Linked DNA regions of Homo sapiens: region 1 is linked to region 2. A link is an interaction called in ENCODE POLR2A ChIA-PET data of the cell type or tissue named here. Cell type or tissue: A673. All regions are shown on one strand. Each heading gives the region's core, and the rest is flanking DNA. Links, peaks and the distances in the headings are about the cores only.

Region 1 (12,355 bases), core at 3,940-11,939, 280 kb after region 2:
CTTCATGCCTTGGAGTTTCTCTGAAAGAAAAGACAGCTGAGCATTTGCCCTGTTTTTGTTTTACCATTTTTACACTTTCGAAGTCATGCCATCAAGTTTTAAGCTAGTAAGAGGACCATATACCGAATGGTACAATATCATAGTTCTTGTAGCAGCTACATTTTGATGAATAAAATTTCTTTTAAAATCTCTTTTTTAAAAATGAAGAGACTTCTTCTACCAGGCAGCAAATGTTTCTTTCCTATGTAAACTTAGCTTGCAAACATAATTTTAAACAGCTTTATCATGACTATATATCTTGCTAATTTATTATCTTTTTTTTTTCTTTCTTTCAGAGTCATGGTCTTGCTATATCACCCAAGCTGGAGTGCAGTGGCATGATCATAGCTCACTGCAACCTTGAACTCCTGGGCTGGAGCAAGCCTCCCAACTTGGCCTTCCAAAATGCTGAGATTGATTACAGGTGTGAGCCACCTCACTGGGCCTCTTGCTAGTTTATTGTTTAAAAATCTTCCTCAGGGCCGGGTGCAGTGGCTCATGCCTGTAATCCCAGGCCTTTGGGAGGCTGAGATGGGAGGATCACTTGATCCCAGGAGTTTGAGACCAGCCCGGGCAACATGGAGAGAGCCTGTCTCTACAAAAAATCAGCAATTAGCTGGGCGTGGTGGTGTGCACCTGTAGTCCCACTACTCAAGAGGCCGAGGAGGGAGGATCACTTGAACTCAGAGGGTTGAGGCTATAGTGAGCCATGATTGAGTCATTGCACTCCAGCCTGGGCGATAGAGTGAGACTTTGTCTCAAAAAAGAAGAATAAATAAATAAATAAATAAATAATAAAAGCCTTCCTTAGACTTTTTCCCTGGCACTTTCTGAAGTGATGGCAGATGGGTTTTATTCTGGTTCTTATAATAGCTAAAATTGGGTCACAGAAAGGAATCTAGATTAGATGACAAGATTATTATTTTCATCTGATAATTTCCATTACTCACCTAACTGCTGTCTTTCCTGGAATTAAAGAGAAAAGAAACTATGGAGGCCGGGAGCGGTGGCTCACGCCTGTAATCCCAGCACTTTGGGAGTCCGAGGTGGGTGGATTGCCTAATGTCAGGAGTTCAAGACCAGCCTGACCAACATGGTAAAATCCCGTCTCTACTAAGAATACAAAAAAAAAAAAGTAGCCGGGCGTGGTGGCGGGTGCCTGTAATCCTAGCTACTCAGGAGGCTGAGGCAGGAGAAATGCTTGAACCTGGGAGGCGGAGGTTGCAGTGAGCCAAGATCGCACCATTGCACTCCAGCCTGGGCAACAAGAGTGAAACTCCATCTCAAAAACAAACAAACAAACAAAAACTATGGAGACCCAGGTTCCAGGGCCCTTGGGTGGAGAATAAATTTTAGGAATTCCTTTGGATATCTGACAGTAGAAGCTATTCCTTGTAAGTCTGTTGCTGTGAAATCACAACATAGCTCATTTAGCAGCGGGACAGCCCATCTCTGGAAAAAAAATGGTGTGAGGGTGGAATTACGCCTTGGGAGGCCAAGGAGGGAGGATTGCTTGAGGCCAGGAATTCAAGACCAGCCTGGACAACATAGCAAGACTCTGTCTCTACAAAAAATAATTTTAAAAAAATTAGGCATGGTGGTGCATGCCTGTAGTCCTAACCTACTTGAGAGGCTGAGGTAGGAGGACTGCTTGAACCCAGGAAGTTTAGACTGTAGTGAGCCATGATTGTGCCACTGCACTCCAGCCTGGGTGACAGAGCAAGACTCTGTCTCATAAAAAAAAAAATGAATAAATAACATAGAAAAAAAGATATTCATAATAAAATAAAATGGAAATATTTTGATGATTTCTTAGTGAGATTTTAAGAATTGTTATTAATAGCCTACTAAGACCTAGAGGTAAGAACAAATTAGATTTGGCCTGAAAATGAAGATGTAGCAAAAAACAATAAAGAAAAAAATGGCATCTCTGTTTTTTGTTTTTTGTTTTTTTTTTCAGACGGAGTCTTGCTCTTTTGCCCAGGCTAGCGTACAGTGGCATGATATCAGCTCTCTGCAACCTCTGCCTCCTGGGTTCAAGCAATTCTCCTGCCTCAGCCTCCCAAGCAGCTGGGATCACACGCATGCACCACCATGCACTGCTAAATTTTAGTATTTTTAGTAGAGACAGGGTTTCATCACATTGGCCAGGCTGGTCTCAGACACCTGGCCTCAAGTGATCTGCCTGCCTCGGCCTCCCAAAGTGCTGGGATTACAGGCGTGAGCCACCGCGCCCTGCCAAAATCAATATTATTTTGATTTTTTAGTAGAGACTGGCCTGGGTCAGTTGATTCTTAAGTACAGTTATTTAAAAACCTTTAGGACCTTAACAATTTTTTTAAAAACTCCCAAGTTTTATATTTTTATTTATTTATTTATTTATTTTTGAGACAGAGTTTCACTCTTTCGCCCAGGCTGGAATGTAGTGGTGTGATCTTGGCTCACTGCAACCTCTGCCTCCCGGGTTCAAGCGATTCTCCTGCCTAAGCCTCCCGAGTAGCTGGGACTACAGGTGCATGCCACCATGCCGAGCTAATTTTTATATTTTTAGTAGAGACGGGGATTTCACCATGTTGGGCAGGATGGTCTCGATCTCCTGACCTCGTGATCCGCCTGCCTTGGCCTCCCCAAGTGCTGGGATTACAGGTGTGAGCCACTGCGCCTGGCCAAAATCAATATTATTTCTAAAGGTACACTGTAATTATCTATAGAAGCTCAATATATATAAATTCAGACGTGAAAGTTTGCAATGCTGCCTTCTAAAAGTTAAGTGCTTAAAAGAAACATGAGGCCAGGCATGGTGGCTCACGCCCATAATCCCAGCACTCCGGGAGGCCGAGGCGGGCGGATCACTTGAGGTCAGGAGGTTGAGACTAGCCTGGCAACATGGTGAAACCCCGTATCTACTAAAAAATACAAAAATTAGCCAGGAATGGTGCAGGCACCTGTAATCCCAGCTACTCAGGAGGCTGAGACAGGAGAATCGCTTGAACCTAGGAGGCGGAGGTTGCGGTGAGCTGAGATTGTGCCACTGCACTCCAGCCTGGGCGACAGAGCAAGACTCCATCTCAGAAAAAAAACAAACAAACACAAAAAAGCCATGAAATTTACACTGCTTTTCAGTGACCTATGTAGGGTAAAATCCATTACTCATCAATGTATGAAAAAGATTCCTATGGGATTGTCTAGAGGATAAATTATACATAATTAATTCAGTTTCATGTTGGCCTATTGGCCACTGTTAAATGCCTGAAAGAATGTTGATCTACGTCTTGGTTTTAAAACAGTATGTGAAAATGTTGTTATTTAACCTTATTTAAAGAAAAAAAATCTGATACAGTTACTAATTAGTAAATTTTGGAGATTATGTAGGTTTTTACAAAGTACAGTGACACAATGAAGTAAAAAGCAAAAAAGCTCTAATGCTCGTGCAAAATTTTCAGTTTTTCTACCAATTCCAATTGATCTAGGCATTCACTTTTTGCAGTTCTGCAATTACTTGAATATAAAAGCTCTTTCTGTTAATCTCCAACCTGAAAAGTAGTAAGGTAACAGAAGTATAAAGAGGAATGGACATTTCAATCCAATGGTTTTCCAAGTTTTTCAGGCTTTTTATCTGCTTGCTTTTGAAGGTTTACTCCTTTCACGATTCCCCCCACTGTTGTAGGCTTGAACCTTTATAAAATCTTAGAAACCATGACCCTATTTTGTATCCCTTCTATGTAAAATTGTCTGAATAGCCTTTTAAAAAGTTGTTACATTTGGGTGAAAACTTTCCAAAGGTAGCTTGGTAAAATTCACCAAATTTGGCTCATCTTTTGATTCAGTGATTTCCCTTTGAGGAATATATTTATATCCTAAGAAAATAATTATGGGCAAAGGTGTGAGCATAAAGAAAGGATAGTCATGTTAACCTTATATGTAACAGTAAAAAATCATAAACTAAATGTCTAATAATATGGAATTGATTGAATAATTTATGGTATTTTACATTCAGGCACTTAAAATAATGCCCAGCAGAATAAGAATATATGATGACATAGACTTTTTTAATATTTATATTTATTTATTTATTTATTTTGAGATGGAGTTTTACTCTTGTTGCCCAGACTAGAGTGCAATGGTGCGACCTCGGCTCACAGCAACCTCCGACTCCTGGGTTCAAGCAATTCTCCTGCCTCAGGCTCCCAAGTAGCTGGGATTACAAGCACCCACCACCATGCCCAGTTTATTTTTGTATTTTAGTAGAGACGGGGTTTCACCATGTTGGCCAGGCTGGTCTCGAACTCCTGACCTCAGGTGATCCACCCGCTTCAGCCTCCCAAAGTGCTGGGATTACAGGTGTGAGCCACCGCATCCGGCCGACTTTTTAAATTTTTTTAAAGACAGGATCTCACTCTGTTGCCCACGCTGAAGTGTAGTGGCACCATCTCAGTTCACTGCAACCTCCGCCTCCCAGGTTCAAGCGATTCTTGTGCTTCAGTCACCTGAGTAGCTGGCACTATAGGCGCATGCCACCATACCTGGCTAATTTTTGTATTTATAGTAAAGACAAGCTTTCACCATGTTGGCCAGGCTGGTCTCAAACTCCTGGCCTGAAGTGATGCGCCTGCCTTGGCCTCCCAAAGTACTGGGATTATAGGTGTGTGCCACTGTGCCCAGCTGACATAGACTTTTGTTCAAGATAGACTGTGAAGTAGAAAAAGCAGCTTACAAATGCAGTATTTTTAAATTATTAACATTTTTTAAAACATATATATGTATGTATATCTATATGCACACAACACTACAAAAAGACAACTCAATTTAAATATGGGTGAAGAACTTGAATTAGTTCTCCAAAGCATACAAATGGCCAATAAACACATGAAAAGACACTCAGTATCATCAGTCATTAGGGAGACACAAATCAAATCACAATGCGATTCCACTTCACACCTACTAGGATGGCTATAATTTTAAAAAATAGAAAATAGGAAGTGCTGGCAAGGTTGTAGAGAAATTGAAACCCTCATACATCATTGGTGGGAATGTGAAGTGGTGCAGCTGCTGTGGAGAACAGTTTGGCAGTTCCTTAAAAAGCTAGTCATAAAATTACCATATGACCCGACAATTCCACTCCTAGATATATACCCAAAGTATTGAAAACAAGAACTCAAACAAATACATGTACACGCACATTCATAGCAGCATTATTCACAATAGCCACAAGGTGGAAACAGCCTAAGACCTTATCACTGGATGAATGAATAAGGAATTATGGTATATACACACAATAGAATATTATTCAGCCTTAAAAACGAATGAATGGGCTGGGAGCGATGGCTCAGGCTTGTAATCCCAGCACTTTGGAAGGCCGAGGCAGGCGGATCACGAGGTCAGGAGATCGAGACCACAGTGAAACCCCGTCTCTACTAAAAATACAAGAAATTAGCTGGGCGCAGTGGCGGGCACCTGTAGTCCCAGCTACTCGGGAGACTGAGGCAGGAGAATGGCGTGAACCCGGATGGCGGAACTTGCAGTGAGCCGAGATCGCGCCACTGCACTCCAGCCTGGGTGACAGAGCGAGACTCCGTCTCAAAAAAAAAAAAAAAAAAAAGGTTAATTTTATGTTATATGAGTCTCACCTCAATTTTTAAAATCTATCTATATCTATATATCTATATATATTACATGTTATATATAGAAACTGGAAGGGCACATAATATGGTAATAGTCTTGCTGACTGGTAGAATTACAGGTTTTTGTTTTCTTATTTATTTTGTTTCAATAATGTAAGTTTCATTCATAATAAGGGCAACCGATTTTTCAAAAGTTATTGTCGTGTGTAGCATATTGCATCTTGCTTCTACTTCCAGAAGATCAGGCTACAGTCCTAAGCAGCATCTATTATATTAGTGATTACCAGCCCTTTAGAATCAGATAGCCTATAACTTTCTACATGACTGGGAGTATTTTTGTTTGGTTTGGTTTGGTTCAGTTCAGAAATGTTCTGTCCAAGTAAATCAAAGGAGAAAGCCAGAGAAGAACCTCAGTGATGGCAGAATGTACTGGCTATCCTAGCATAGCAAAAATTGTAGCCAAAGCAGAAGAACCCAGGCCTGGAAGTGAGGGGCAATGAGGAAGTTTTCCAGCCTTTTTGTTGCTGTCCTTAAGGGAAGGGGAAAGAGCTCACATCTTTTTTGCACCTACTGTGAGCCTGGTGCTGCTAGAGTGTTTTGATACTGCCATTTGTCCTTGAGCAAGCCTCTGAATCCCTATGGGCCTCTGTCCACTACTCTGTAAAAATGCACAGATTAGACTACGGTAGCCCTTAGACCCCCTTCGCCTGTAATGTGCTAGGACCTTACACTAGTGCTATGCCTTATTCTGTCCCTCCCTGAAAACAGGCTCTCTGGTCAGCCTCTCTGCTTCTGAGCCTAAGTGTGCCTAGCCCCATTCCCTGTGCCCAAGCCCCAGCCAGGCTGATTCCAGGTGGCAGAGCAAGGCCTGGGGAAATGGGGCTTGGGGTGTAGGGGTGGGGGAGCTGCAATATCTTTGCTTTGAGTAGCCTCCAAGTTCTTACTCTTCATCTCTTCCAGGGATTACAGTGGCACCTGAGGCTGTGGCAACTGAGCATCTTGTTTTTCTTTATCTTTAGGAGCACTCTCTCACACTCAACAGATCCTTATTTTATTTTAGGGTTTTTTATTCTCTTACTTGGTTATGTTCAGATCACTTTATAAAATAAGCTCTAATTGAAACCCAATAAACAAAACCAGGGTACAGTCAACACCTGTGAAAAGGAGAAAAAAACCCAAAAAGCAAAAGCTAACAAACAAAATACGGTAAAGCCTCTAATGAGAGATTCTATGTAACGCTAAGGAACTAAGCTTAATTTCACTTTTTTTTTTTTTTTTTTTGAGTTGGAGTCTCGCTGTCACCCAGGCTGGAGTGCAGTGGCGCGATCTCGGCTCACTGCAAGCTCCGCCTACCAGGTTCACACCATTCTCCTGCCTCAGCCTCCCAAGTAGCTGGGACTACAGGCGCCCGCCACCACGCCCGGAAAATTTGTTTGTATTTTTAGTAGAGAGGGGGTTTCACCGTATTAGCTAGGATGGTCTCAATCTCCTGACCTCATGATCCGCCCGCCTCAGCCTCCCAAAGTGCTGGGATTACAGGCGTGAGCCACTGCGCCCGGCCAGCTTAATTTCACTTTGAGCATATAAATACAATTTCATTTATAAGCACATTTGGAGTATGTCCTTTGCCATAAAGTATCATCTCCAGCAAGGAACTGGTGAACTTTATTCCATTTAAGGCAAATCCTCAGAATCCATTCTGCCTTTCCAAACACTTGTCTCCTAAAGGCTAGTATCTGGGCCACACATTTCTCCTTTTGCTACACCTTATTGAACAACTTGCATTTCCAAAACTGTTGGCTGCAGCTTCTGTAAGATTGACATAGAATCTCTGCTAGAAAAGACCCTCCCCAGAATAAAACAAACCAACCAAAAAACTACCACATACTTCCATTTAGGACAGAGTATATCAAAATGAGAAAGAACCTCCTCATTTTCACACAGTGGATTACTTATTTAGTTACTGCAGTAACTTTAGAGAAATAGTTTAGCAGTTTAGGCCAGGAACTGTGGTTCTCACGCCTGTAATCTCAGCAACAAGGCCGAGGAGGGAGGGAGGATAGTTTGAGGCCAGGAGTTTGAGAAATAGTTTAGCAGTTTAAATAAAGCAGTGGCTTGTCCTAAGAGTCTTTCAGTTGATTCTCTCTGTGTTTCTTATTCTGGTCAGGTAGCTCTGGACAAATGACAGTATTTCAGTATTTTAATTTCTCGTTTTTAAAAATAGAGTTATACAGCCAAAGAAAAACCAGTAAAAATCTTGATTAATTGCAAAATCATTGTTAAAATGTTTCACAGCATAAATAACAGCTTTTGTGGGCGGGGGGGGGGGGTGGTGGGGTGCAATTTATCAACATCTTCCAAAATGTTAAATGCAAATGTCTTTTGACTCAGCAGTTCTACTTTTGAGGTATCTGAAGACCCACACATGCCTGAGAGAAATGTACAGATGTTCAGCGCAGTACTGTTAAACAGCAAAAAATAGGAAACAATCTAAATGTCCATCAGTAAGGGAATGATGAAAAATATTATGGATCATATACAAGTGAGATCGAAAAAAGAAAAAATATGTATTATGGAGCACCATACTGTGGAATGTCACGTACATGACTGAATTATGTGACTAAAGAGAACAATGAATATGAGTACATAATTTACAAGGATCTCTCTAATCCCTTTTCCACTTATTTTTAAAATGGTATTTAGTATATCTGCAAAATTATTTATTTCTAGTAGACAAGGCCTCACTATGTTGCCCAGGCTAGTGTCAAACTCCTGGCCTCAAGTGATCCTCCCACCTCGGCCTCCCAAAGTGCTGGGATTATAAGTGTGAGCCACTGTGCCTGGCTTTCCACTGACTTTCTATTTCTGGATTCCAGAGTCTGCATACCCTTGCCCACCACTGCTCATGCTCACTTACAGGTTTAGTCATACTATTGCAGATTTTATTCCTACTTCCTTCTTTTCAGTGGATGCCCAATAAATTCAACTATTTAAGCTAAGCACAGTGGTGTGTCCCTGTAATCCCAGCTACTTGAGAAACTGAGGCGGGAGGATTGTTTGAGCAGATTTGGAGACCAACCTGGGCAACATAGAGATTCTATGTAATCTCTCATGTCAAAATAAGTAAAAATTCCACTAATTAGAAGGTCCAAACCAATGCACATGTCTAAAGTCATCTAGCATTTCTTCCTGGTAGAGATTACCTTAGACTGAACCCCCCTGGAAGACGAGCATTACATATTCTGGAGTGTGGCATATTATGTTTGTGTCATTCCATGTTGTATGGTTATCTGTCATGATGTATCGTGAAACAAGCAATTCTATAACAGAGCACTATTTTGCCTCATTACTCTGGGAGCAATGTGGCATAGACCCATGGAATTTCCCAAGTTGTGGCAAGTGTTATTAGCACTGCCTTGGTATTAAGAGGACAAGAAAATGAACCACCATCTTTTGCTGGATAGACAATCAAATCACTTTCTGGCTTTTATCTACTTTTAAAATACATTTCAAGGGTCATTTGAAAATGACACAAAGCACAAATATGAAAAGAAATTCAAATATTATCACACTCCCTAATAAAACAGCCTAATTACCAAAGGCTCACATTTTAGCAAGTTAATTCTAAGACTTAAGCTGTGTACGGTGTGTGCAAATTTGCAGATACCTTACCATCACATGCAAGTGTCTTACTGCTACTGAAAGCTATCAGACCCTTTCAGGAGGCGTGTTGTACCAAGCAGACCTAAATGTGAACTTTCATCAAGGACCTTTTTAGGAGGCGTATTGTACCAAGCAGACCTAAATGTGAACTTTCATCAAGGACTATGTGATGTCAAGCAAGGCAGTACCCATGTATTTCATTCAAAAACCAGTTGTCTCTCCTGTGTTTTTTTTTTTTTTTTGAGATGGAGTCTTGCTCTGTCACCCAGGCTGGAGTGCAGTGGCACAATCTCGGCTCACTGCAACCTCCGCCTCCCGGGTTCACGCCATTCTCCTGCCTCAGCCTCCTGAGTTACTGGGACTACAGGCGCCCAGCACCACGCTTGGCTAATTTTTTGTATTTTTAGTAGAGGCGGGGTTTCACCACGTTAGCCAGGATGGTCTCAATCTCCTGACCTCGTGATCTGCCCGCCTTGGCCTCCCAAAGTGCTGGGATTACAGGCGTGAGCCACTGCGCCCGGCCTCTCCTGTAGTTTTCAACATAGTTAAATCCTACAATGTCTGAGCAATGGTTACAATTCCTTAGGTAGTAAGGGAAATACCTGTTGAATGGCAGTTTGTGTTACATGGGCGCTTTTCTTATCTTTATCATTTAATCATTACCCCTCGGGTACACAGGACACACAAATTTCATTTTTCAGATTTCACTTTAAGAAAATTAATAAATACAGCAAACATTAACAACACTGTGATGGGACGATCATCAGAACTGTGGTAACTAATCAGCAATAGCTCTCAACCTTTGCACAGCAAAGTTAGGAAATTTGACTCGTTAATCAATATGCCATATGCCTATCTTTAAAATACAAAAAAACTAAGATTTATACATCTTAGTTCATTAGTTTTAAAAAGCATCTTCATTTTAAAAGTTGGCCCAATTAATTATAGATTTAGTCTTTTCTTGATGTCAACAAAGTCTTTAAACCCCACAGCACTGTAACTATCTTGGCATTAAAATAGTTTCTATACACTTTCTAAAAAAAATCATCTTCAGTTACAAGGCTTTACACTTATCTAAATTGCCTCCCACTTCCATTTACTTGAGTTTTAGACATCCAACTTCTAGGGGATACTGTTAGAACACCAAACCATACTAATCTTCAGATTGAAGAGGGGTTTTGTCCATTTTCTTAAGATCTGTGGTCAAGAATAAACCCTAAAAAAACTGTTCCCATTCTCAACATCTTAAAAAAATGGTAGTTGTCATGACGTACCTACTAAAGTTACAAATTCTCCTTGAGCCAGAATTCATTTTAAATGGATCAGAATTATTAATGTTGGTGATTAATGGTGATTTCTATACAGTAGAAACTTCCATCTAAATCAGATTGAGTCATTTGCTCCTCTTAACAAAAAATCTGATGTTCGACACAATTGCAGCCTATCACTAACCCTGCTGTTCGCTTGCATGTATCTTGTTTTTAAAAATCTTGTTTAAATCATTCTGAAAGTAAAACTAGTTTTTCCTCCTTTATATATAGCACCGAATACTTGCAATGTTTGACAAAACCTTTTATCAGCCCATTAACCTATTTATAAGCATAAAGTGAGTATTTTTAAAGGGAAAAACTTTGCCATCCCTTATACTTATTTAAAAGGTACTGCTAAGAGGTATTATTAGAAACAAGATTTAAAAATATGTAACAAAATCTTAAGTTCTTAAGTGAAAGCCATTTAACTAGTATTTAAAACCTCTGCAATTATTAGTTTATTAGTATCATCCAGGACTCAGATGTTCAGTATTCCTCCTGAAATTACATAAACAAATGCAAATGGAAAGAATCCAAGTCTAAATTATATAACAAAACAGCACTCCATCACAAAAGCGTGTAAAATTACAAGAACGCTATTTTAAAATACTGGCACTTTAAGAAAACGATAATCTCGAAAACCACAAAATTGCCAAATTGTTCCCTAAACTCCTAAGCAGATAAACATGACTAATGAATGAGTTTGTTTTGTAAAGAAAAATCATTCAAATAAATTGAATAATTCATACTGAGATGCAAAGTTTGTCTTCTTTCTTCCTATCTACTTGGATTTATAAAGGGGCAAACCGTAATATAGGAAAATATACCCTATTTTGAATGTGGCATCTTTGTTTGAAAAGCTGGCCCAATTAATTAAAAATACTTGTAATGGAAAGTCTCGTTTCCTGAGCAGTCCATATTTAGATAAATGGGAAAAGACATCTATAGCCAGCATTTTCATAGTCTTCACTGAGACTAATGTCAACAAAAAATTTAATATGGCAGTCTTGTATTTTAAGCTCACGCTTTTGGGGATACATTCTCAGGTCTTCTTTAATGTGGGAACTGCAAAATATAACTGCCATTACATGGTAATGGGAGTTAAAGAATAGAGTCCTCATGTAAAGGTTAGAACATACTTTTCTATTAGTCCTTCAAGGACAGACTTTCAAAATGTTTGATTCTAATAATCCCATGCTTTGAGTAGATTGATTACTCTTCAGTTTGTAAATGTAAGTGGGCTATGTGAAATTTCTTAACTGATCAAGATTTTGGATGTTCAGTTATGGATGAAAACTATCTCAACTTAACTTTACCCCCATTATGATATGCAGGGTGTGTAGACAAAAGCTTTTTATTAGCTAACTATATGAAAGGATAAACACTGTAATAATTCATGTGATTCAAAATGGGCAAAAGCAAAAGACTAGCTTCCCCTCAAGAAGAAAAATTTCAGACCTATGAAAAGGACAACAATACTAATAAAAAAAATTGTATTTACTTAGAAGCATTCAGAATGTCAACAAAACAGCTGCAACTTTTTTTTTTTTTTTGCAATTACAGAGTGGTATTCAGTTAACAGAACAACAATTATTTCGTATAAGCTGCATCAGAGACAACTGAAGATGAAAAAACTACCATCCCCATATATAACTAATTTGTGCTGTGCACCAACAAGAACCTGCTTTAAATTTCCATGCCAATTTACAACCCCCATACTGT
Region 2 (12,355 bases), core at 1,524-9,523:
AACTTTTTAAAAGTTGAATATATTGTCTAAACCTGGCCCTGTAGTCTTGCAGGGCTAAAAGACTCGCAGGGTCCCTGCCTGACAACTAAGAAGGCGTGTAGTGTTAGCGTCCTCTGTATTGCATCACTGTAAGGTGGCATTCTGAATAAAGGGACTTAAAACAGTATGTCGCAAGAGAAAAACAATTCTATTATACCTAAATTTTAAAAACTTTTGTCTTTCTTCCCCTCTTGTAACTAATAGATTAGTTTGAGCATGAAAATAAACTGGGGGGAAGAATGGCCTCCTTCGTTTGCTAAGGTTTTTTCCTTTTACTCACTATTGTGAAATGCGATTCTTTAATAGATGGTGTTTAACGCTCTGTGTTAACTTCCCTTAAGGCTCTGTTGAGCATGACAAATGTGTGGATCATTACTTCCCAGTTCTCCTTGAGAAGATAAAACAATAATACATTGAAGTTTGTATTTTAACCCAGTTTTTCCGTGTGAGGCCTTTAATTTTTAGTGTTGCTGACAAATATCTGTGTCCCATTTTCCAAGCGGATGCTACCCTTCCCTTTATGACGTCATCGTGGTTGGCCGTAGTCTAGCTCCTCAGTGCATCCTCCACAGGCTCTGCCGAGTGGGGGTGTTGGTGTCAGTGCGGCGCCATTGCACGCTCACTTCTGACTCTGAGGAGGACTACGGAGCAGTTGGGTGTCCTTCACAGTTTAGGAAGCAAGGGTCGCTGCTTTTGAATCAGATACCTCTCTCTGGAATGAACCTCTTAGAATGCGCCCAGGATTGCAAATTCGCTTCCTGTCTCTGCAACATGTCATGGAAAGTTTTGAGCTGTGAAACAGCCTGTCCTTTTATCTTCAAAGCCTGAAAGCTCTTGGATCTAAGAAGGAAATCATTTATTTGGGTTGAAAAAGACAATTTGGTTTTAGGATGATTAAACATAGAGTTAACAAAAAATGAAAACCAAATGACTTTTAGCCTAATAAGAAACTCACACGTTTATAAATCTGCTGCTCTTAACTCATTAATGTCATCCAAAAACCAGGCATCCTACTGTTGGAAACTGCAATATTGAAGTACAAAATGGGTGGGGTGAGAGGAAACGAGAATCTGCCAAGCAGAAGAGTCTGTACTCCAATCGCCTTATTAGGAGCTCCAAGAAAGCAGGCAGAAAAACAGAGTTTGAAATAGAACTACCAATCATGGGGCAATAACAAGAGGGTCCAAAGTTATCCCCCCACACACATGTGCACACACACCCCACAAACCTATAAATGTTTGCAAAGGTTACTTGCTTACTAGGCCAACAGGCATTCCGCTAATCACCATGTCACTGAATTGCAGGTTCTTCCGAATCCAATTAAGAAGAGCAAGGTCTGGTAGAAAGAAAGTGACTTTTTATTCCAAAGCTACTTTAGGGGAAGAAGTACACAGGCTTCCTGCTTTATGGGTACCACTTCACTTTTGGAGCAGAAAGTGGGCAATTTTGGCTGGGCGCAGTGGCTCACACCTGTAATCCCAGCACTCTGGGAGGCTGAGGCAGGTGGATCACCTGAGGTCAGGAGTTCGAGACCAGCCTGGCCAACATGGGAAAACCCCGCCTCTTCTACAAATACAAAAAAGAGCCAAGCGTGGTGGCGGGCACCTGTAATCCCAGCTACTAGGGAGGCTGAGGCATGAGAATCACTTGAACCCAGAAGGCAGAGGTTGCAGTGAGCCGAGATCGTGCTGTTGCACTCCAGCCTGGGTGACAGAGTGAAAAAAAAGGAAGTGGGCAATTTTAAAGTGTGGGGACTACACAGTGGTGGAAGTGAGCCGGTGAGTGGGATGTGGCGGGGGTCTGTGTACTCCCTTCAGTGCCTTATCTACTGGCCAGTTGAGTTGGTGTCTTCCTGGGAAAAAATAGGTTGTAAAGGTGGTCAAAAACTCTAGTGTGCATACTTTGGTTGTAAATGGGCTGTTATCTCTTCAGGCAGCCTCCTGGTGGGTGAGAGTTCTGCTCTGGAGCTTCTAAGCACATAGTTAGATGAACTTGCCCTGTAGGGAGCGTCTGGTGAAGAGGAGGTAAAAGGCTATGATTACATTTCTAAAGGGCTAAGTAGGAAGTGTGGAAAAGTAGGAAAGAGAAAAAAGAGAGAGGAAAAAAAATAAAGTATCTCTTAGAAAAATGGGGGTACTAGCCGGGCATGGTGGCTCACGCCTGTAATCCCAGCACTTTGGGAGGCCAATGTGGGCGGATCACCTAAGGTCGGGAGTTCAAGACCAGCCTGACCAACATGAAGAAACCCCGTCTCTACTAAAAAATATAAAATTAGCTGGGCATGGTGGCACATGCCTCTGATCCCCACTACTCAGGAGGCTGAGGCAGGAGAATCACTTGAATCTGGGAGGAGGAGGTTGTGGTGAGCTGAGATCGTGCCATTGCACTCCACTCCAGCCTGGGCAACAAGAGTGAAACTCCATTTCAAAAAAAAAAAAAAGAAGAAGAAGAAGAAGAAGAAGAAAAATTAGGGTACTAGGTGGTTACAACCACGGCCTCAAAGGACTCTGATAGATTAGGTCTGATAATAGTTATTTAAAACATTATTATTAGGTTATTAAATGACTAACTGTGAGCTTAGTCAAGGCGCCCAGCCTGTGTGAGCCTCAGTTTATTAATCTATGAAATAAGTTAAGTAATTCCTTTTACACAGGGTTGTGGGTGGGGATTAACAATAAGGTGGGTGAGCATCGGCACAGTACCTGGGGCAGAGCAGACGCCCACTACACAGTGCAGATTGCTGTGACTTTTTTCTTATTTATAATTAAGGTACGAAGATAAGGAATTGAACAAAATGAATTTCAATGGTCTTTTTCAAAGGAATATCCAAGTGCTAAGGTAGCTTTTCTTTAAAATATTGCTTAGAGTATCCTATCTTTGTGGATTTTTAAGACTGTGGCTACGTGTGTGTGTGTGTGTGTGTGTGTGTGTAATAAAACCTGCGTATAGAGCTATTTTTAAATCTTAAATGTGTGGAAGTGTCACGTTTAAAGAAAAGGATATCTTTAGGTAAGACAGTTTGTAATAGAAACCACTGTGTGAAATTATTTCTAGAGAACTGTTTATATGGTACGCCATCTATATCCAAAAAAGGACACAGGCAAAGAAAATGAAAAGTTATAAAAAATAAAAATCGATTTTTAAAGGTTTTTTTAAGACCAACTACAAAGCAATAAAAATTGGGAGAGAGTTGTATCTAAAAACCTAAGCCAATATACCTTTTATGACTGAGCACAAAAAATCTAGCTAAGAGCTAAGGCAAAACAAGAAACACACAAGTTGTACAGCTTTCAATATGTAATAGAAGGAAGTTCATCAATTTATAAGGCCTCCATTTTGAAAGGAACCAGTCATATATAGGTCTTTATATAATAGTGATTTTATATGATTGTTCCTTACATGGATCCTCTTTCAAAGTCAAGGGTGCCAAGGATTTGTAGGTCTTTGATGGGATTTCCCTGGGGAACCAGTACAGCATAGCCTGGGTAGGTAGCTTTCTGGTGATCAAGTTGGCATGATGTTAGATGTTCACACACTACACATAAGGGTGACCCAATGAATGAGGAGAATGTGAGCTGAGCACTAATGCCTTGGTGGTGTCTATTGCATGCCAAGGAAAGCCCAGCTGTTCTCACTGGGTTTCCAGCCACATCTCCCTCCCTGGTGTCTGGCTTTGGCAATTTCCTTGCTGCACCTCTCTCTGAACTTCTGCTACCATCTTCCTTGATGCTCTCCAATACAGCTTTCTGAATGGTGAGTCACACCAAGCTTTATTCCTTTACTATTTGGTACCAATGCGGCTCAACTAGAAGGAAGTTTCCACTGTTATTTGCATGTTGTCTGGTCTCCCCATTCCGGAGTAGAGTTTAATTAGGGAGTCTAGAGCCATCTCGCACCATCCTTTAAACTTGTGCCCTATTTCTTGATAAACATAAGAAGCTCAGCCCACTCATGGGGGATGCACAAAGGATGAGCTTTGCAATTCCATTAGTTCTATCTGCCAGAAGAATCCACAGAGCTTCACGTTCTGCAGTTTTTATTTTTAAAAATGATAGGTCATTTTTCACTTTGCAAAAATGAAATTATATAAATTTAAATATTCCTTTTCCAAGCCCACCTCCCCCAGACTCCATTGTTGGGAAAGGGTATGTCCCCTCATCTCCAAGAGCCACTTAGAGGAAAGAAAGGTTATCAGGCCCTTTGGCTCTTTATTGAAACTCATCTTCCTTATTGCTGTGTTTATTCATGCAACACAGGAGTTAGAAAAAGTCTGATAACAACAGGTGACTTGCTTGACAGGCAGGTATTCTGGGTGATTGACTGAAAAGAAGGCCCAAAGCTTTGCTGGCAATGATTGTAGGAAGCAAAATTACAAATTTCTTGTGAAAACTGAAGAGCCAATTACATTTTGATATAATTCAGTCAATTACTGGATGAAAGATCATCCAGCCTGGATGAAAGATCATCTCATCTCCACCCAGGGTGGATTAGAGGAGAACCTGGACGCAGGGCCAAGACTTTTCTCAGGAAACGATTTCCTGAATATGTCCAAGTGCTGAAGTGCCCAGTTAAAACCCCAGGCCTTCCCCTGTAGAGACAAGACAAGGCCTAGGAGAGCTTTAACATGGTTTCTAAAATGTGTGGTTTTGAATGGCCACATTATGTGACCTGCTAAAATGGGCTGGTCATCAAATACACCTTCAGAAAAGTTAACCTGCTTAGGGGGATTTAAACAGTCCTCCTGGATGCTGAAGAGAGTTGCCAAAACCAGTAACATTTAGCAAAATGTATACTGGGTATGAATATTGAGCTGTACTTTCTGATTATAACTGGACAGCAGGTTTTGCTTCCTCCTGAGAAAGGTTACTGGCACATGAGAGGAAGACCATGTCATCACAAGTCACTCGGCACTGCAGAACATATGCTCACCTGAAGAGAACATCCATTTTTTTAATGTTATCAAACCAGAAGTTTCGAAGGATAGGATTATAACATCATCTAGTGTCGTACCACTTGGAGTTGAGATTTGCCCTCTCAGGAGCCAGTTTTTACCTTTTTGTGCCTTGAGGTGGTTCTTTTACACATTCTTCAGAGGTGGGCGACACACCCTTATATAGGCCATTCTGGGGCAAGCTTTTATGTAGAGAATCAAAGACCAGTGGTTGATTAATAAGTTTCCAGAGTTTCAATATTGCAAACGTTTTCTTAAATGAAGCTGAGTGTGGCAATAGTTCACCATAGAATAATTCTACCTTAGAGTACTTGCTTTGCATGTCATATATAATACCAAGAGGCTCAGGCCTGTGGTTTCTAAAGAAGAGAGCTGGTGTCTATTGACAAGAGCCTGAATGTTTCCCCAAAAAATCAATGCTGGAGAAACTTCAGATGTGCAAGAGAAGCAGGCATGGATCTGAAGAGAGACAAGGAACGGTGAGACAATCCTGGGGAGACTGAAGTTTGTGCTAACCGGCAGGTGAGGGGCAGGTGGGTGGGGCTGTCATCAGCAGAAGGATGGAGTTCAGAATGACACAGGCTCAGTATGTACTGGCCCCAGACGACTCTCCCAACATCATCTCCTGCCTTCTAATGTAGCAACACAAAAATGTGAATCCCAGGATGGCCAAGAGCACTGATTCTGTAGATTTGTTATACCTGCCTGGAACCCTTTGCAGAGGAGGAAGAGGAGAGATTGCTGTGGTTGGTTGGCTCATCGGCCATGGGTTTGGGAGGTGGGGAGTGATGGGACATGCTGTGAATTAACAAGCCTTTACTAGATGCTCCCCCCACACACTACGGTTTGCATAACTTCATGCCTTTGAAAAAGCTGTTGTAGCTGACTTGAAGGTTGTTTCACACCCTTCCACTGATTAAATTTCTACTAACACTCCAAGACTCGGCTCCATGATACTCTTTCTCAGAAGCATCTCTTATGCCCTTCCCACCCCTAGCTTCTTGCCAGCAAAGAGAGTGTCTGCCTTTCTCTGTGGCCACAGCTGTGGCTCCAGCACAGATCACATGGTACTGGTAGCACTTGTGTATGGATCCATCTCCCCAGCCTTGAGCTCCTGGGGAACAGGGACCATGTTTTACAACTTCTTTAATCCCCTATGGGATGTGCAATGCCTGGCATATAGATGCCATTTGATAAATGCTTAATTAATTAAATATCAATGTCTAACTAGCTAATGGATTATAATGGGTAATTAAACACTACAGAGGACCTGTCCAGGATGGTTCTTTGAAATTCCTGCCTTGAGGGAGGGTAAACTTAGCTTCACTTGGCCTGGCTCATCCTACAGGTGGGTGGGCCTGACTCGATGGCACACCTCCCTCCAGAAGGCCTGCCTGTTCTTCAGGCCGAGGCTTTCCTCTGAGCGTCCTCCAGCTGCCTTCTCTGTGCAGAGCTTGCCTGCCTAGCAATGCTGGCCTATCTCCTCCTGGACCTGAAAGATGGCCTTGTTCCAGCACACCCCTGGGTCTGTCACGGGAGGCTTCTGGTTATTTTGCAGGCAAAACCTGGCCTGTTGGACCAAAACCTGGCCTGTTGGACCAGCCAGAGTGAATGATTTTTAGTGCAGCTCTGCACTTTAGGGTTGGGGTGCCATCCAGAGTCACCCCCGGAGTGTGGGATACCCCTTGCCCTCTCACCCCTCACTGCACCCTTCACCCTGTGCATAGCCCTGTGCTGCCGCATCTTTGCTCCAAGTGCTTCCTCTACCTGCAATTCTCCACGCCCTTCCCCTGCAGTCCGCTGGTGAACACCCACTCATCTTTGAAAACTCAGCCCAGCATCATCTTTCCGGGGAAGCCTCTTCGGATCCTCCCCCTACTTCCATCCCCCGCCGCTCCTACCCCCCAGCAAGCACTGACCCCTCCCTCTTCCAAGCCTTTCTGTCCTAGTCCCCATCACTCCATAATGATCCTAGCTGTAGGACATGGTCTGCTGAGATTCCTGCCGTGAGGCCAGGACAATTAGGGACAAAGAGCCAGGTGTTTCCATCATCACAAGAAACAGTCCTGGGCTGAAGCCTGAGCCACTAGCCCCAGATGCAGCAGGCAGCACCTGGCACAGCAGTGTTAGGAAGGTGGGCTGTGTGATCCTGCTGAGTGTGGATGATCAAAGGCCAGTGTATGGGCAAGGGTGGGGGCACAGGTGGGCTGGCAGCCAGAGAGGCCAGGCTCTCCAGGTGATGAGGCCACCGGCTGTGACTTTTGGGCCTGTCTCAGGAATTTGTCTGTTCTCAGTGGTGACATGCAGCTTTGAAGCACTTCTTTCTTCCCTCTTCTGCTGGAGAAAAGAAACTAAATAGAAGCACAATAATATTGCAAAATAAATTAAGGTCTTTCCTGCAAGGAACACAAACATCCTTAGCAGGGTGGAGAGGCCACCTGTGGCTAAGAATGAGAGGCAACAGCTCAACCCTGAGAGACAAGGAGCCCTGTGCTGTGGTGACAAGCCAGCTGCAGAAAGACCCACTCAGAAGAGCTCTGGAGTGAAGATTCCCCAGTTGGTTGACAGGAGATTGAGAATTTGAGAAAATGCCACCCAGTCTTTGAAGGCATTTCTTCCATTGGTTGTTCTTCAAGAGCCATCTGCTTCAGGAGCTAATATTAACTTTAACTCTTTCAGGGAAGACATCACTCTTCAAAAATTAGACAGAAAAGCATCCAGAATTCCCATCACCTCTATTCAACCTGGTTTTGATGTTAGCCTTCGCGTTCAGGCTGGGTGGCCATAGCATGCTAAGCATGGTGCAATAGCGTATTCCTACAGGGGACAGAGGTGAGCTTTTACAAGCTGGCTTACCTCTTAAAGATTAACTTAGCAAAACAGTAAACACCTACCACTTATTGTGTGTAAGGCCCTGTTCTAAATACTTTATATAGATTAATTCATTACTCTTCCCAGTAGCCTTGTAGGGGAGCTACAATTATGATCTAGATTTTATAGATAAGGACCTCAGAGGCAGAGAAAGGCTCACTAACTTGCCCAGGGTCACACAGCTAGATACCGGTGAAGCCAGGATTCGAACTGGGCAGCAGCTGGGCTGCAGAGCCTCCTGTTAATCAACGTGCCATCCTGTCCTTTAGCACGAAGGCCATGCATATAGTGAGGTGTGCAGGATGCAAAGGATGGTGGCCTCTGCCAAGGTGGGGTCATGGAAATGCTAAGCGGATTCTTGCAGTGACTATTCATGGGTGAGGATGGATGAGGGGAAGAAAAGAAGGGAGGAGGTGCTGGAGCATCCAGTGGGGGCTCAGGTCAAAGAGGCTATTACCAGGGTGGGCGATGACCAGGAGCAGCCAAGGGCTGGTACAGATGGGCCCAGGCGAATGTCAAGGCTCAACACTAGAGAGGCCCACTAGATGAATCCCAAAGGTGAGGTGCTGGACAAATGCAGAAGCCAGCGACATGGATGAGGAAGGAGAGGCAAGCCCCTATGCAGAGAGGCATGGTGTGGGGTTAATACTGCTGCCTGAGCCCATGGGTTCAGGCTACTGTGAGGAGAAGGCCTGGGTTAGGAGGGTCACGGACAGCAGAAGTTTGAAGTCTGGGCCCCACAGTAAAGATGCCACCATAGTGGCCAGGAGTGGTGGCTCATGCCTGTAATCCCAGCACTTTGGGAGGCCGAGGCAGGCAGATCACGAGGTCAGGAGATCGAGACCATCCTGGCTAACATGAGGAAACCCTGTCTCTACTAAAAATTCAAAAAAATATCTGGGCATGGTGGCGGTGCCTGTAGTCCCAGCTACTCGGGAGGCTGAGGCAGGAGAATTGCTTGAACCCGGGAAGCAGAGGTTGCAGTGAGCCGATATCTCACCACTGCACTACAGCCTGGGCGACAGAGCAAGACTCTGTCTCGAAAAAAACGAAACAAAACAGGTGCCACCATAGAAACCTGAACAAGGACGGACTCAGGAGGAGGATGTGGTCAGGAATGTTTGGGCTGGATCTCTGAGTTGTCTGGTCCCGCAGCCCAGGATGCAGCCCTTCTCCCTAAAAGGCCCAGGGGCAAACCTCCCCTCTGAGGCCACAGCTTCATTCACTCTGGCCTCACCTGCTGGCCCACCTCACTAGGCTCACCAGGCAAACCTGCCACCACAGCATGTCCTATAAATTTTAGGTACAGAGCAAATGCTAAACTAAAAAGCACGAGCACAGAAACCATTAACAATATACTGGTGATCTCATAATGCCACTGCGGAGATTTCCCAAATAAATAATTTCCTTTCCGACCACCAAGTATCATCATCATACAAACACAAGAAGTTTCCACTTACTTCCGGCCATTCCCCCTCAGATTTACATTCCCGTCGTGACATGGGACCTCGCTGCATTTCAATGCATTACTTAATCAAATGGTTCGCTGGTTGACCCCGGCGGGTCTTCAAGTTGGGATTATTTATGGATATGGTTTCTTGCATGGGGTCACTGTGGGGCCTAATCTACATATGTCTCTCAAGAGCTGGGAAGTTATTTGCATTAAGAACTCCAAGGTTTCTTGGGAGGACCTATAAAAGGGATGCAGAGTAGCTTATGGGCATTTTCTCTACATTTAGGGCGCAGGTGCCCAAAGGGAGACTCTAGCAAAACAGCCAAGAGAGCATGCTGGGAAAGCAAGCCCCCACCACAACTCAAGAGGGAGCCAGTCCACACTAGCCCTGCTTCCTGGGGCCACTCAGTTGCTACAGACTCCTCACTCCCTGGAGGCCTTTCCTGAAGAGGAGTGTAGACTTGTGAGCCAGACTGCAAGAGCAATTGTCTTCCACTACAGTTAGTTAACAACATTCCTAAAGCACATCCTGGGGCAGGAGGTGTGAGCCGAGACCAGCCACTGTGATCTTTACTCTCAAAAGCTCTTCAGTCCTGTGAATAATGAAAGACACCAACCAGGGCTGCGATTGGGTCTTTATGTTACTGTTTGGTATCTGGGTCTTTATGTTACTGTTTGGTATCTTCCCGGTATCTTCCCCGTGGCTTAAGCCTTCCAGCATTAGGAAATGTCCCTCCTTTGTCTCTAGTAACTTGCTCTGAAGTCTGCTTTATCAGATAAGAATATAGACACTCCTGCATTTTTTAAAATTAATGTTTGCATGGTATATCTTTTTCTATCCCTTTACCTATGTTGTTGTATTTGAAGTAGACTGCATAGGTTGAATCATGCTTTTTTAATCCACTCAGTCAATTTCTGTCTTTTAATTGGTATATTTAGACCATTTATATCTAAGGTAATTGTTGATGTCTTAGGGTTTAAATCTGCCATTTTATTGTTTTCTATTGTTTCTTTTGTTTCTAATTCCTCCATTTCTCTTATCTTCCAATGGGTTACTTGAGTATTTTTTAGGATTTCATCTGATGTACAGTCATGTGTCACTTAACATTGGGAATACATTCTGATAAATGTGACATTAGGTAATTTTGTCATTTTGTGAACATCAAAAGTGTCCTCACATAAACCTAGGTGGCATAGCCTACTACACACCTAGGCTGTATGATATAGCCTATTGCTCCTAGGCTACAAACTTGTACAGCATGGTGCTGTACTGAATATTGCAGGCAACCGTAACATAATGGTAAGCATTTGTGGATCTAAACATATCAAATATTAAAAAGGTACAGTAAAAATATAGTATATAAGATTAAAAAATGGTACACCTGTATCAGGCACTTACCGTGAATGGGGTCTGTAGGACTGAAAGTTGCTGTGGATGTGAGTGAGTGGTGAGTGAATGTGAAGGCCTAGGACATTACTGTCCACTTTTTGTTGTAGTATGGTACAATTTTTATAAACACTAGACACAGACTGCACTAAATTTACTTAAAAAAATTTTCTTCAACAATAAATTAACCTTAGCTTGATATAAAGTTTTCAACTTTATCCTTCAATGTTTTTAACTTTTTGACTTTTATAGTAACAGCTTAAAACACACACCCATTGTATAACAGTATAAAATATTTTCTTTCTAGAAGATATATAGAATAAGATGTAAATCTTAAATTCTATCAGATTTTTCTATTTTTACATTTATATATATATATTCTTTTTACTTTTTAAATGACTGACAGCACAATAGGTTTGTTCACACCAGCATCACCACAAATATATGACCAATGCGCCACGCTATGAAGTTACAGTGGCTACATCATTACTAGGAAATAGAAGATTTTCAGCTCCATTATAATGTTATGGGCCACCATTGTAGATGTGATCCATCACTGACTGAAACATCATTATGTGGCACATGACTTGTATTTACAGTGTTTTCAAGTATCTTGTTTTGCACCATTTTCTTAGTGGTTGCTATAGATATTACAAGATACACACATAGCTTATCACAGTCTACTGGTATTGAAGTTTACCACTTGACTGAAGAATAGAAACCTTACTTCCATTCTTGTCCCTTTACTTTCCCTGCTTTTTAGATATAATTGTCTCAAGTATTTTCTATACCTATACTGAACACCACATTAGATGGTGCTAAAATTTCTGCTTCAACCATCAAATATGATTTAAGGAACTCACGAGAAGTAGGATAGCCTATTTTCTCCTATTTTTACCCACTCTGATATCCTTTCTTCCTTTTTGAAGTTCCAGGCCTTCTTCTGTTATTATTTCCCTTATGTATAAAACTTCCTTTAGTCATTCTTAAAAAATAGGTCTGCTAACAACAAATTCTCTTAGTTTTTGTCTGATAATGTTCTTTATTTCCCCTTCATTCTTGAAAGATGTTTTCCCTTGATAGAGAATTTGCAGTTGGCAGCTCTTTTAATACTTAAAAAATGTTGCCCAGTTCCTTCTGGCCAGATGAGAAATCCACTGTCATTTGAACTGGTGTTCCACTACAAGTAATGACTGTTTCTTTCTGGGCACCTTCAAGAATTTTTTTTTGTCTTTAACTTTTGAAGTTTAATTATGATGTATCTTAGTATGAGTTTCACAGCATTTTGGTTTAACCCTTTTGGGTTTCACTCAGTCTCTTAAATCTGTAAATTTATGGCTCAACCCCACAGATACCTTCCCAGCAAAAATAGGGCAGGGCATAAACTCACCTTGCCCCCTTACCTCCAAGGGTGTGGGCTGTTTCCCCCCTGGGCCCCACTGACACCTAGGAAGGGGAAGGGAAATCAGAATCAGCTAGTGCCACCTCCTACTTCATTCTGCCTCTTTAATACCAGGTGTGAGGCTCTGCTAGCCACTGGACTTCATTCTACATGATCCTAATGGGGAAATAAGAGCACCATCTGCTTCCACAGAGCAGAGGATGGAAGTCTAACTACCCATTCAGCCCACAGAAAGCACCCAGCAGGTGCTCC

Evidence for each region. Peaks named below come from ENCODE experiments on the same cell type or tissue, not always from the same donor. Only the 100,000 strongest peaks of a DNase experiment are listed, where the experiment ranks them.
Region 1: POLR2A ChIA-PET joins it to region 2 with 10 read pairs; 3 of 35 experiments call an interaction of 5 or more read pairs at or near these places.

What each region holds. Positions count from the first base shown.
Region 1 is chr13:30,448,783-30,461,137 of GRCh38, forward strand. It overlaps HMGB1 (high mobility group box 1), which reads right to left. Exons shown (of 5, transcript NM_002128.7): 5 at 7,922-12,355. It overlaps LOC107984577 (a long non-coding RNA gene), which reads left to right. Exons shown (of 2, transcript XR_001749803.2): 2 at 1-191. Among named protein-coding and RNA genes, the nearest start is that of HMGB1, 11 kb to the right of the region's middle. In A673, for the core only: a CTCF peak has its summit at 5,216 (motif pointing right); a DNase peak (open chromatin) is centred at 5,239; H3K27ac peaks cover 3,580 bases.
Region 2 is chr13:30,172,648-30,185,002 of GRCh38, forward strand. No RefSeq gene overlaps it. Among named protein-coding and RNA genes, the nearest start is that of LINC00385, 25 kb to the left of the region's middle. RefSeq lists enhancers at 6,143-6,889, 6,890-7,635. In A673, for the core only: no CTCF peak of the experiment used is centred there; no DNase peak of the experiment used is centred there; H3K27ac peaks cover 605 bases.